2 separate regions of the Homo sapiens genome follow, and region 2 is linked to region 1. Evidence: chromatin contacts called from ENCODE Hi-C or POLR2A ChIA-PET data. All regions are on one chromosome and are shown on one strand. Each heading gives the region's core, a stretch centred on a gene start or an enhancer-like site at or near the end of the contact. The rest is flanking DNA. Distances are from core to core; before and after follow the strand shown. Region 1 holds the start of ZNF226 (zinc finger protein 226). Region 2 has its middle 14 kb from the start of IRGC.

Region 1 (6,372 bases), core at 3,286-5,785:
ACCAACCTCATCGGATTGCTGGAAGGTAGAAAGCTCTTACAACACAGTCAGGTATCTTATTTATTTGCAACTGCAATAAGTAGAAGATGGTCTATGGTTTGAAATTATCCTTAAAAATATAATTTCCACCAACAGAATATTATAAGATAGTTGGAGTTCACAGGTTGTTGCTATGTCACGTGAAAGTGTCTTATAACTTCTGAAAAACATCTTGTCGTCTTTCCAATAATTTGCCAACACTGAACTAATAAAACCGAAGATACCGCAATTAAAAAACACCGTTTGACAATCCATACCTAACTTAAATTAAAAATGCAGGAACCTGGCCAGGCACAGTGGCTCATGCCTGTAATCCTACTAGCACTTTGGGAAACCAAGACAAGCAGATCACTTACAGTCAGGAGTTGAAGACAAGCCTGGCCAACAAGATGAAACCCTGTCTTTACTAAAAGACAAAAATTAGCTGGACATGGTGGCAGGCACCTGTAATCCCAGCTACTTGGGAAGCTGAGGCACAAGAATTGTTTGAACCCAGGAGGCGGAGGTTGCAGTCAGCTGAGATTGCCCCACTGCACTCCAGCCTCGGCGACTGAGTGAGACTCTGTCTCAAAAAAAAAAAAAAAAAAAAAAAAAAAAGGAAAAGGGAGGAACCTGAGTCTATATTGTTATAAACAAAAGAATGTGTAATAAATAAATGGGTGACAAAAGAAAGCTCCTATAGTAGAACACATAAACTAATAAAGGTAGAATGAAAGATAACTAGAACATCATCAATAGCTGCTAAAAACTGGTGAGTTTGGTGAGGAATAAGATGGCTACATAGTCTCAAAGTATTAAGTGCAAAAGGAAAAAGGTAACCTGGCAGACATTTTATCCAAAAAAACAAAGTTGAGACCACTAGTGGGACAAACCCACAAACCAACATTTGACTCCTATGATGCACTGAGAAGGATGCCTCCCTACTTTTATGGCATCTCTGCTGACAATGCATAGCTTGAATTTAATCATGAATAAATATTAAGGAAACAAAAAAATAAGAACATTTTACAAATAATTTCTCAATACTCTAGAAAGATATCGAGAGCAAAAAAGAAATAAAGTCTGAGGAATCATTCTAGACTAAAGGTGACTAATGAAACCAAAACTAAGTGCAATGCATACAATTAGACTGGAAACTCATCTGGGGGAAGAAATTACTTTCAAAGTCTTTAATGGGAAAATGGAGTAAGTTTAAATACAAACTGTGGGTTAGATAACAGTAAGTTATCAATGTAACTAATTTCATTTTCATCACTATCTCTAGCTTGCTCTCAAATACTTCAGCAAAAAGACAAAAACAAAATATAAGTATGACAAAGTTGTGAAAGCAAAAAGACAAAAAAAAAAACAAAACAAAAAACTACTTTGACAACAGCAGCAACAACCAGAACCTGGTGTTTCCAATTTATCAACAAGAATGAGACAGGTCTACTCAGTGATCATGGTGAAAAAGAAAAAAACAAAACAGCTTGTAACACAGAGAGAAATACATCCTACATTGATAAAAATAGCCAAATAATTGCCTCTTCCATCTAACATGACCACTTTGTTATCAGTGACAACTCCAGTCTTGTTATTTCCCCACCTCCAACATAAAAATTACAATAGTCTGATCAAATTACTACTGCTTCTTCACAGCATCCAATCCAGAACAAACCCATTGCCTAAAACTCTCCCCAACTCATCTAACATAAACCAAAACCCTATAACCAGGGTCCTCCTAATTGCCTCTTACCAAGACACCCCATGCATGTGTGGGCTCCTTGGATGCAGCAAGCTAAAACAAACAATTGTTGTTGGTTACAGGTATGTTCCTGGTGATGGCTGATGGTCATCAACAGAGCACACAGGGAAAACATAACATAACAAACAAACGTAACAACTGGTGAATCTGGGTGTAGAGTATATGAGATTTCCTTACGTTATCATTTTTGCAGCTTTTCTACAAGTTTGAAATTATATTTTTAAAAAAAGTTGGCTGGGCACGGTGGCTCATGCCCATAATCCCAACACTTTGGGAGGCCGAGGTGGGTGGATCACCTGAGGTCAGGAGTTCGAGACCAGCCTGGCAAACATGGTGGAACCCCATCGCTACTAAAAATACAAAAAAATTAGCCGGTGTGGTGGCGGGTGCCTGTAATCTCAGATGTTTGGGAGGTTGAGGCAGGAGAATCTTTTGAACCTGGGAGGCGGAGGTTGCAGTGAGCCGAGATCACGCCATTGCACTCCAGCCTGGGCAACAAAAGTGAAACTCTGCCTCAAAAAAAAAAAAAAAAAAAAAGTTAAAGAAATTAGGAAAGTCATTAATCAGAATAATAACGATGACGAGATGATGACAACTATGGCAATAATATCTAACGTTAATTAACAATAAATAGGTAGCTGATCTTCCCACTTCAGGCAGAAGGCCTCCAGTACAAAAGATGGGAAGGAATCTACTCCCCAAAGCCTGGGAGAAATAGATCTTCAGGACTCTGAGTTTCTCCATTTTGACTCTAGACTTGACAGCTGCCTTCTACTCATGTCATGGTTTTTGCAAAGAAACTTGACAGTTAATATTTAGTGGGAAAGAAAAATCACTGGACTGAGTAGGGTTCTAGTATGGCCAGCTCAGTTTTATCTGTGACATCTGGCAGGGTCAGTTTTCTAGTCCTGAGTTTCCAGATAAGACCTTTTCCTGAGCTTCTCAAACTTTAACATGCATCTCGCTCACCTTGGGATCTTGTTGAAATGCAGATTTCTGGGTCCTATCTGCAAAAATGCTAAATCAGAAGGCCTTCGGTAGGGCTCAAGAATGAGCCTTTCTACCTGGGTGATGCCAATGTTGCTGCTTTGTGAACCACAGTTTGAGTAGTGTTGCACTGTACTCAGTCCCTCTCCCAAAACAGCCCCTAATAAACAGAAATATATACAAGAAAAACTTGACAGAAAGGCACTAAACTATAGTTGTTATCTTTATACCCTAAGGTCATGGGGAATTTACATTTTTTAAATGTATTTCTGTGTTTTCCATGATTATGTGTTACCTCTATATTATTTGAAACAAATAAAACTAATAATTGAGAAAACTATTTTTAAAAACTCTTTTCTTTTTTTGAGACAGAGTCTTGCTCAGTTGCCGAGGCTGGAGTGCACCGGTGTGATCTCAGCTTACTGCAGCCTCGCCTCCTGGGTTCAAGCGATTCTCCTGCCCCAGCTTCCCAAACTCCTGGGATTACAGGTGTTGGCCACCACGCCTGGCTAATTTTTGTATTTTTAGTAGAGATGGGGTTTCGCCATGTTGGCCAGACTGGTCTCAAACTCCTGGCCTCAAGTGATCTGCCCGCCTCAGACTCCCAAAGTGCTGGGATTACAGGCGTCAGCCACTGTGCCCAGCCACTATTTTTTAAAAGTCATAGAATAGCCCAGACCTTGAGCAAAGTCCCCACAGTGAAGTCCCAACCTATTTTCACATGATACTAGCCAGCTGCCTATGGCTCATGCAGAACATACCAAAGAAGACTCAGGTCTAGACTCAGACTGCCTCGGTTTCAATGCTAGCTCTGCCTCCTACTAGCTAGGTGGCTATGAGCAAACAAGTTATGTTCTTATGTCTCAGTCTCCTCGGAAAAAGAGTATCACTTCACAGAGCCACTGTATAGTGGAAAGGTGTTCATTTGTATAAACCCCTTAGAATGGAACTTAGCAACTAACGCTAAATTATAATCACTTCTCATGCCCAAATACATGACCCCACACATTCTCTGATTTATGTGAATAAAACAAGAATAACAACAAGTCTTACTCACATGGGGTTCTGCTGCCTCCTCCTCTGTGCAGTGCTTTTTGAGAAGTCAGGGCTGGGGAAGAAAAACAGGCTATGAAGTAACCAGGATTGTGTCTTCATCCCGGATACATCACAGTGGCATCTCCCAGGACCAGTTAGAAGCAACCCTCTCCTTCCTCAAAAGAGGTCAGGGACAATCCAGCTTCATGGACTCACAGAATTTCGCCACAGAACGGGAGTTTCTAGGAAAATTACAGTAGTATTGGTAATTCACGTGCCAGGCAGTTTTACACTTTTTGTATTACCTCGTTTTCTCTCAAAACATTCTATTAGGAAGTTTTTGCTTTTATTTTCCTTCAGAACAGCAAACGAAGGCACGGGGATTAACTAACTCGCTCAATGTGATACTGTATGAAGTGGTAGGGCTGGCTCATTAGGTGGGGGAGTCACAATGAGGGAGCGAACAGCCCGAGAGACCTTCAAACCCGACGAAGCATCACCCCAGCCGCCCGAAGCCAGTACGCCCCCAATTCTAACAAGCTCCGCCCAGGGAAACGCAAAACAGCATCCTGGCCCCTCAAACCTCCGCTCTTAGCCGCTACTCCTTTTTTTCCCCAAACAAAAGACCGCTAGCTGCTGACCACAAGTGCATTTCGGGGAAGTTTGAAAGGTTCCTGAGAAGCTGACCTGAATCACCAAAGCCAGGGAAAAGATGGCTGCTACGTCGTCTTCCTGGGCGGAAGTGCCTGCGAGTATCAGGAGGACCTGGACTACGCTTCCCAGAATTCCACAGCACTGCCTTCCTCGAGCCGGAAGTGCCTACAACTACCTAGAACGATTGGACCTACAGTTCCCAGGATTCCGCAGGGGAAACATTTACAGCCTTACTGCAGCTGAGCTATGCGCGACTACACGGAACTCCGGACTACATATCACAGAATGCTGGAGTTGGGGGAAAAACAGAACAGTACCGCCCTCCTGGACTACACTTCCGGAATGTCCAAGCCTTCTGATGTGGAAGTGTCCAACTACCTTGAGCTCCTGGTTTTCATTTCCCAGAATCCCTCACTTCTCTTTAGGTATTATTATGGTCTGAGTGTTTATGGCCCCCACCAAATTCGTATGTTTAAATCCTAACTCCCAAGAAGATATTAGGAGGTGGAACCTATGGGACGTGATCAGATCAAGAGGGCAATGCCCTCATGAATAGGATTAATGCTCTCTTATAAGTGGCCTGAGGGAGCTCCTTTGCCTCTTTAGTTATGTGAGGACACAGCCAGAAGGACCATGTATGACTTAGAAAGCGGGACCTCACCAGACACTGAATCTGCTGGCACCCGATCTGGGGCTTATGTGCCAGCAATTTCACTCCTAAGTAAATACCCAGGAGAACTGAAAGATATCCACACAAAAACTTGTTCTAAAAAAGTTCATAGCAGCATTAGTCATAATAGTCAAAAAGTGGAGAAGACCCAATGTCCATCAGCTGATGAGTGGATAAACAAAATGTGGTCTAGCCATATAATGCAATATTATTTAGTAATGTGAATGAACAAAATATTGATTCATGTTATAACATAGATGAACTCTGAAGACATTATGTCCAATGAAAGAAGCCAGACACAAGATACCATATATGGTATGATTCCATTTATATCAAATGTGCAGAATAGGCAAGTCCATAGAGACAGAAAGTAAATTAGTTGTCTCCAAGGCTGGGGAGATGTAGTTGGGAATGGGGAGTGACTGTCAATATGTAGGGTTTTTTTTTTCTTACTTTTTTAGAGACAGCGTCTTGTTATGTTTCCCAGAATGGAGTACAGTGGCTATTCACAGGCATGATCATAGCACACTGCAGCCTTAAATTCTTGGGCTCAAGTGATCCTCCCGCCTCAGCCCCCTGGGTAGTTGAGACTACAGGCATGCACCACCACACCCAGCTCATGTAGGGGATTTCTTTTGGGAGCAGATGAAAGAGTTCTAGGATTAGATAGTGGTAATCATTACATAATATTGTGGATCTTTTCAAAGATAGAAAAATGTTATGTGACAATATCCCCTAAAGCGTTAAAATGTAGCTAAACTCAAAGCTAAGACAGGGAAATCCCAACGGCCAAAGATGAACAGGCAAGTTAGGCCCACAGATGAAAAAACTGAATGATCCCACAAGGGCTGGGCATACTAGGTAAGAGCTAAGGAATTAATCTTGTGTGTGAATGGGAGTTAGAGTAGCCATGCATTTTGGGAGACATGAACTATACAATATTACAAATGAAACAGTTCTCTCCTCTTGACTGTGAACAAACAACAACCAACCAAAAACAAAGCCAGATAGCTCCCAGCTTCTACAGCTGTCTTGTGACTAACCTGAAAACTCTGGTCATGAGGAGGGTAGATGTAGACTGTACCTACAGTCTTATCAGTTATGGGGCAGAGGGGCAAGAAATTATTTGGTTTAGTCTACTGGTTTTGGTTACAAATTACCTTGAAGGAAGATGACCTAATGTGGTATCTGGTGATACAAAGAAAGAAAAAGAAAGAAAAGAATATAGGTACTGGATTTCTGA
Region 2 (6,139 bases), core at 3,139-5,638, 460 kb after region 1:
TCAGGAGGCTGAGGCAGGAGGATCACTTGAGCCCAGGAGGTTGAGGCTGCAGTGAGCTATTGATAGCACCATTGCCCTCCAGCCTGGGCAACAGAGTGAGACCTTGTCTGAAAAAAAAAAAATCAAAAGCATGCCTGTAGGTGGCAAAATTGGAAATACCATGTTCAGGATAGAGGTGATCTCAGGTGAGGAGAGAGGAAAGGAGCTGTGGCCAGGGACAGCTATGGCCACTGGGTATGTATTTCAAATGTTTTGATGTTTCTTGTCTTTCAACTGAGTGCCAAGAGACTCCACTTATTCTTTATTTGTTTTTGTTTGTTTTAAATAATTTATAGTAAAATTTTAAAACTTGAATAATATGCCTACATGTATGCCCCTATGGAAAATTAGCAATGTACAATAACATCAAATTCTTCACCCAGGTTAGCCCCACCCCATCCCCAAAGTCCCTTTTACCCCTGCAGATTCCAGGACCATTAAATGACTGTTTTCCACAAATGTTTCCTGACCACCTGCCATGGACTCTGGACTCAGCCAGGACAGGTCATATCCGGGACCCATCCCCCGAGACTCCAGTCTGGCAGAGATGTTGCTTCCTTCCTCACCACCCCCAGGTTCCTTCACACCCATACCTTGGGGTAGGCAACCTTCACAACGGGAGGCCATGTTGGGTAACAGACAGAAACGGGACCCATGACCCAAAGGGCACTCCCCCTCCCCAATAATGACAGTAAGGGCCACCATTTACCTGTGTTGAACTCTGAATTCCAGGCGCTGTTCTGAGTTCTGTGTATGTGTGGACTCTCTCAACCTTTGTGTCCACTCTGTGAGCAGGAACCACTATTGTCCCATTTCACAAATGGGAAAGCTGAGGTCAAGGTACTCACCTGAGGCCACTAGTAACTGAACTAGTGACTGGGCTCAGTGGCTCACAAAATGGTGGTAATCCCAGCATTTTGGGAGGCCGAGGCAGGCAGATTGCCGGAGCTCAGGAGTTGGAGACCAGCCTGGGCAACATGGCAAAACTCCATCTCTACTAAATATACAAAAATTAGCTGGGCATGGTGGCACGCCTGTAATCCCAGCTATTGGGGAGGCTGAGGGAGGAGAATCACTTGAACCTGGGAGGCAGAGGCTGCAGTGAGCTGAGTTTGCGCCACTTCACTCCAGCCTGAGTGACAGAGTGAGACTCTGTTTCCAAAGGTAAAAAACAAAAACAAAAACAAAAAAACAACTAGTAACTGGCAAAGTGTTGGCTTTCGAACCCAGACAGACTGGAACCTGAGTACATCCTCTGAACCACTATGCTGAGCTCTGTGGCTATGTCTCTTGTACGCATATTCAACTAGTCACTTTTTTTTTTTTTTGAGTCAGGGTCTCACTCTGTCGCCCAGGCTGGAGTGCAGTGGCGCGATCGCAGCTCACGGCAGCCTCAACCTCCCAGGCTCAAGTGATCCTCCCACCTCAGCCTCCTGAGTAGCTGGGAACACTGGTGTGTGCCCCCACACCCAGGCTAATTTTTGATTTTTTTGTAGAGACAGGTGAACTAGTCACTTTTGATATGAGCTTTCTATGAAGGATTTAGAAGAATGTCACAGATCCATGGGTGAAGGGAGATCTCCCCTGAAGGATTAGGATATTCTAGGCCTTCTGCAAACAGGCAGGGATGGGTGTGGGTTATGCTAAGCTCTCAGTATGCTTTATTTTATTCCATCCTCCCTCCCAGAAAGGATGTGTCCGTCCTACAAGAGTCGAAAGCATGGGCTCTGATGCACAGGGAAGTATTTATGGGTGAAATATGATATCTGGGATTTGCTTTAAATGTCTCAGCACAAAAAGGAAAGAAGGGAAGAGGGAGGGAATATAGGAAGGCAAGAAGGGAGAAAGGAAGAAAGAAGTATGAAGGAGAGGAGGGAGAAAGAGAGAGAGGAGGAAAGAAGGGAGAAAGGAAGGAGGGAGAGAGAAAGAGCAAAGGAGGGAGGGTAAAAGCAAAGGAAAGGCCAGGAGCAGTGGCTCACGTTGTAATCCCAGCACTTTGGGAGGCCAAGGCGGGCGGGTCACTTGAGGTCAGGAATTCGAGACAGGCCTAGCCAACAAGGTGAAACCCCGTCTCTACTAAAAATACAAAAATCAGCTGGGCACGGTAATGCGTGCCTGTAATCCCAGCTACTCTGGAGGCTGAGGCAGGAGAATCGCTGGAACCTGGGTGGCGGAGGTTGCAGGGAGCCGAGATCACGCCACCGCACTCCAGCATGGGCAACAGAGCAAGAGACTCCATCTCAAAAAAAAAAAAGCAAAAGAGAGAGGTGAGGAGGGAGGAAGAGGGGAAGGTGTAGGAAAGGAGGAGGCAGGGAAGGGGGAAGGAAGAGAGAGATAATTTGGCAAAATGTGCATAATTTTGGACACTGAGAGATTGATACTGAAGGGTCATTTAATGACTGCTTCCAGCTGCAAACATCTCCTGGGCGCCTGCTATGGGCTCTGGGCTCAGTCACATTTTGGTCCCATCATAGATTGGGGTATCAGTCTGTCATAGATATTATACTATTTTCTCTACTTTTGTGTATATTTGGACATTTTCTTAATGTTTAAGGGGGGGAAATTTTATCTTCTAGAGTCAGACAGATGTGTGTTCAGTCCCAATGTTCTTCATACTAGCAGTCTCTTAGCCTCCTTCAGCCTCAGTTTCTTCCTCTATACAATGTGGATAAATAATAGCACAGTCCTCATGATTAACAACCTGAAGACATGACTATTTCAATTGGTTGAAAGCTTAGGGTGGGCCAAGCCTTGTGCTTAATGTACCTTACAATAACACCTTACAATATGGGAACACAAGGCTCAGAGATGTTATGAAACTTGTCCAAGACTACACTGCAGATAAATTGTGAATCCACACCACAAACCCAGGTCTGTTTGAGTCTAAAGATCTTTTATTTTTTTTCAATTTTTTTATTTTAATTTTTTTTTTTTTCCTGAGACGGAGTCTCACTTTGTCGCCCAGGCTGGAGTGCAGTGGCGCGATCTTGGCTCACTGCAAGCTCCACCTCCCAGGTTCACGCCATTCTCCTGCCTCAGCCTCCCGAGTAGCTGGGACTACAGGTGCCCACCACCACGCCTGGCTAATATTTTTTTTTTTTTGTATTTTTAGTAGAGACGGGGTTTCACCATGTTAGCCAGGATGGTCTTGATCTCCTGACCAGCTGGGACTACAGCTATACCTGTAGTCCACCACCATGCTAGGCTAACTTTTCAATGTTTTGTAGAGATGGGATCTTGCTATATTGCCCAGGCTGGTCTTGAACTCCTGGCCTCAAGCAATCCTCCTACCTCAGCCTCCCAAAATCACACTGTGATTACAGGCATGAACCACTGCGTCTGACCCACATTAACTGTTTCTTACTGCATCTGCCTTGGAGCCTTTGCCTTTCCAGTTCCCTCTGCCTGGAATGTCCTCCTCCCCCACCTCAGACAACTGCATGGCCTTCTCCCTTGCCCCACGTAGGTCTTTACTTCCTCAATTAGGTCTTTACTTACGTCACCTTACTGAGGCTCTTACTCACCATGTATAAGATCATATCTCTTTGGCAGCGTTCCCCATTCTCCTTCCCCGCACTGTTTCCTTCCTAGTACTCACTGATATGTGATGTACGATATGTGATATTTATTTATTATGTGTCTCCTCCACTAAAATACCACTTCCATAAGAGCACAGAATTTTGTCTGTATCGCCAGTGTCTCATTTACAAAAGAATACATAGCTTGTGACTGATAAAGATTTGTTAGATGAATGTTAAATGAATTGTTTCTATTCTTTCGGTTGGGCTTTCTGTTACTTTCAGTTTTTGTTTTTGAGACGGAGTCTCGCTTTGTTGCCCAGGCTGGAGTGCAGTGACGCAATCTCAGCTCACTGCAACCTCCGCCTCCCAGGTTCAAGTGATTCTCCTGCCTCAGCTTCCTGAGTGACTGGGAACACAGGCACTCGCCACCATGCCCGGCTAAGTTTTTGTATTTTTAGTAGAGACGGGTTTCGTCCTATTGGCCAGGCTGGTCTCAAACTCCTGACCTCAAGTAATCTGCCGGCCTCGGCCTCCCAAAGTGCTGGGATTACAGGCGGGAGCCACTGCGCCTGGCGGGGGCGGTCTCTTTCAAGCCCCCTAGAGCCACGCCGCCTAATCTGTCTGGTGCATGGCCTGGAGTGATTTCTTAGGTAGCCCTCCCTCCCACTGTCATAGCCCCCAGGCACTGGGATTACAGGCGTGAACCACTGCGCTCAGCCACTTTCAGCAGAAAGCAAATGGTTCCTGGCATTCTGCCTGTGGTGAGCAACCCAGTTTCACTTCTCCGCTCAATCCTCTGAGTTCAGTTCCAGATGCAGCATTTGGTCTTATGCCCACCCTGGCCAGACACTGTTGTCGGTTTGTCCCCTCCAGGTTCACCAGTTGAAGTAACTTAACCTCCCCTGGCCTCAGAGGAGAGAGGACCACATCAGGGCCCTCTTTGAGGCTAAAACTTCAGAAAAAGGAAACTCAAACCACTTGGCATTGTGAGATGTGATTCATTCAGATCTGGTTACAGCTGGGAGATTGGGCCCACACAGAAGAGGGGCTCCTCACCCCACCCATGCCCCCTGCCCCGTCTTGGCCCATGGTGGGGGTGGAGGAGGCTGCTCTGAAAACCTTGGAAGAGGGTGTATCGGATCCTCAAGCCCCGCCTTGGCTGCCCAGGATTTTGCTAGACCCCAAACAGGGAGAACAAAAGAGAAGTTGCTTGTCAATGTGTGGGAGAAGAGACACATCCCTGGTGTCTGGGAGCAGCCGGATATTGGGTATCCCCTCGTTTGAAGAAGGAGGCTTAGTAACTTGAGGAAGAAGAACAGCCCTCTTCTGAGGGAGGAGGTTTGGCCTTGGGGAAGGTGCTAATCTGAGGGGGGAGGTATAGCGCCCCGCCCCAACTTAGTTGAGCAGACGCCTGATCTCAGCAGCAGGTGAGTGGCCTTAGTCTGAGCGGGGAAGACACACCCTAGGCTGATGGAGGCATGGCCTTTGGGACCCTGGTGTGAGGAAAGAGGACTTAGCCTTGAGTAAGCCCTGAGTCTGGAGCAGAAGGTCTGGCTTTGGGAAACGCTAGTCTGAGGGAGGAAGCTCATCCCTGCTTCCTGAGTTTCTCACCAGAGGCTTCCAGGTCTCCGCATTGCCCCAGCAGAGGGGAGCCAGGGCACCATCTAGCGACGTGCCGAACAAGCAGGTGGAGGGGGCCTCCCGGGCGGCGGGGTGGTCCAGGCGGGATTCCTTAGCACAGCGTCGCGGTTGCCAGGACTACCACCAGAACCGGGAGGGAGAGGCGGAGGCCGGGCGCGGCGCCCGAGCGGCAGTGGGACTCTAGGACGGCGCGGCGGTGGGGGCTGCAGTGGCTCGACAGCCAGTGTCTTGGGAGCACAGAGAGCCCGTGGGTCCAGTCCAGGGCGCTGCACAGGTCTCGGGAGCCGCAGCCGCGTACGTTCACGTTCCGGCCGCCTGCCGAGACGGAGACAGGGTGCAAGGAGGGGACGTGGGGGCGCGCGCAGGCAGAAGGCCACCCCCGCGCGCACCCAAGCGCACACGCGCGCGCCTTGCACACGCACAGGGCCCGCGAGCCCCTCGAGTCCATGTCCTTCGTGAAAGCTCATCAGGAATGTTCTTTTCTTTGAGCTGGGAGCTGGTCACGGCTGTCTCTCTCTCGTTGTCACTCTTTCTACCTTACACGTATGTTACAGGTGTGTTTTCACTCGTGTGCAATGTTTGTTTCCTTTTTTAAAAACTTTTTTTAAAAAAATGAGACAGAGTCTCGCTCTGTCACCCAGGCTGGAGTGCAGTGGCACAATCACAGCTCACTGCAGCCTCGACCTCCTGGGCTCTGGTGATCCTCCCACCCCAGCCTCCTGAGTAGCTGCGACTGCAGGCCGTAGCACCAGGCCCAGCTAATTATTTTGAAAATTTTTTGTAGAGATAGGGTCTGCCTCTGTTGCCCAGGCTGGTCTCAAACTTCCAGGCTCAAGCGATCCTGGCCTCCTAGAGAGCTGGGATTACAGGTGTGAGCTACCACACCTGGCCCAGAAAATTTTAAATTACACACGTGTCTTACATTACATTTCTTTCAG

The links. A loop is a pair of places that touch in the nucleus more often than their neighbours do. ChIA-PET counts read pairs that join two places held with the same protein, here RNA polymerase II (POLR2A). Pooled maps may share reads with other maps.
Region 2: a loop to region 1 is called in a pooled map, with 5 times the contacts of the local background. The contact joins the enhancer-like site here to the promoter of ZNF226 in region 1. A Hi-C loop is called at or near these places in 2 of 50 pooled maps. POLR2A ChIA-PET finds 5 or more read pairs at or near these places in 2 of 52 experiments (H1 and activated B cell).

What each region holds. Positions count from the first base shown.
Region 1 is chr19:44,163,263-44,169,634 of GRCh38, reverse strand. ZNF226 (zinc finger protein 226) reads right to left here and starts at 4,535. Exons shown (of 6, transcript NM_001032373.2): 1 at 4,493-4,535; 2 at 3,828-3,878. RefSeq lists enhancers at 4,514-4,633, 4,694-4,843.
Region 2 is chr19:43,698,925-43,705,063 of GRCh38, reverse strand. It overlaps the pseudogene LOC105372412. Among named protein-coding and RNA genes, the nearest start is that of IRGC, 14 kb to the left of the region's middle. RefSeq lists enhancers at 3,502-3,561, 3,652-3,701, 3,712-3,761, 4,120-4,620. Within about 2 kb of position 4,388, at least 35 of the 41 ENCODE cell types and tissues checked have a DNase peak (open chromatin) inside an H3K27ac peak, as active enhancers do.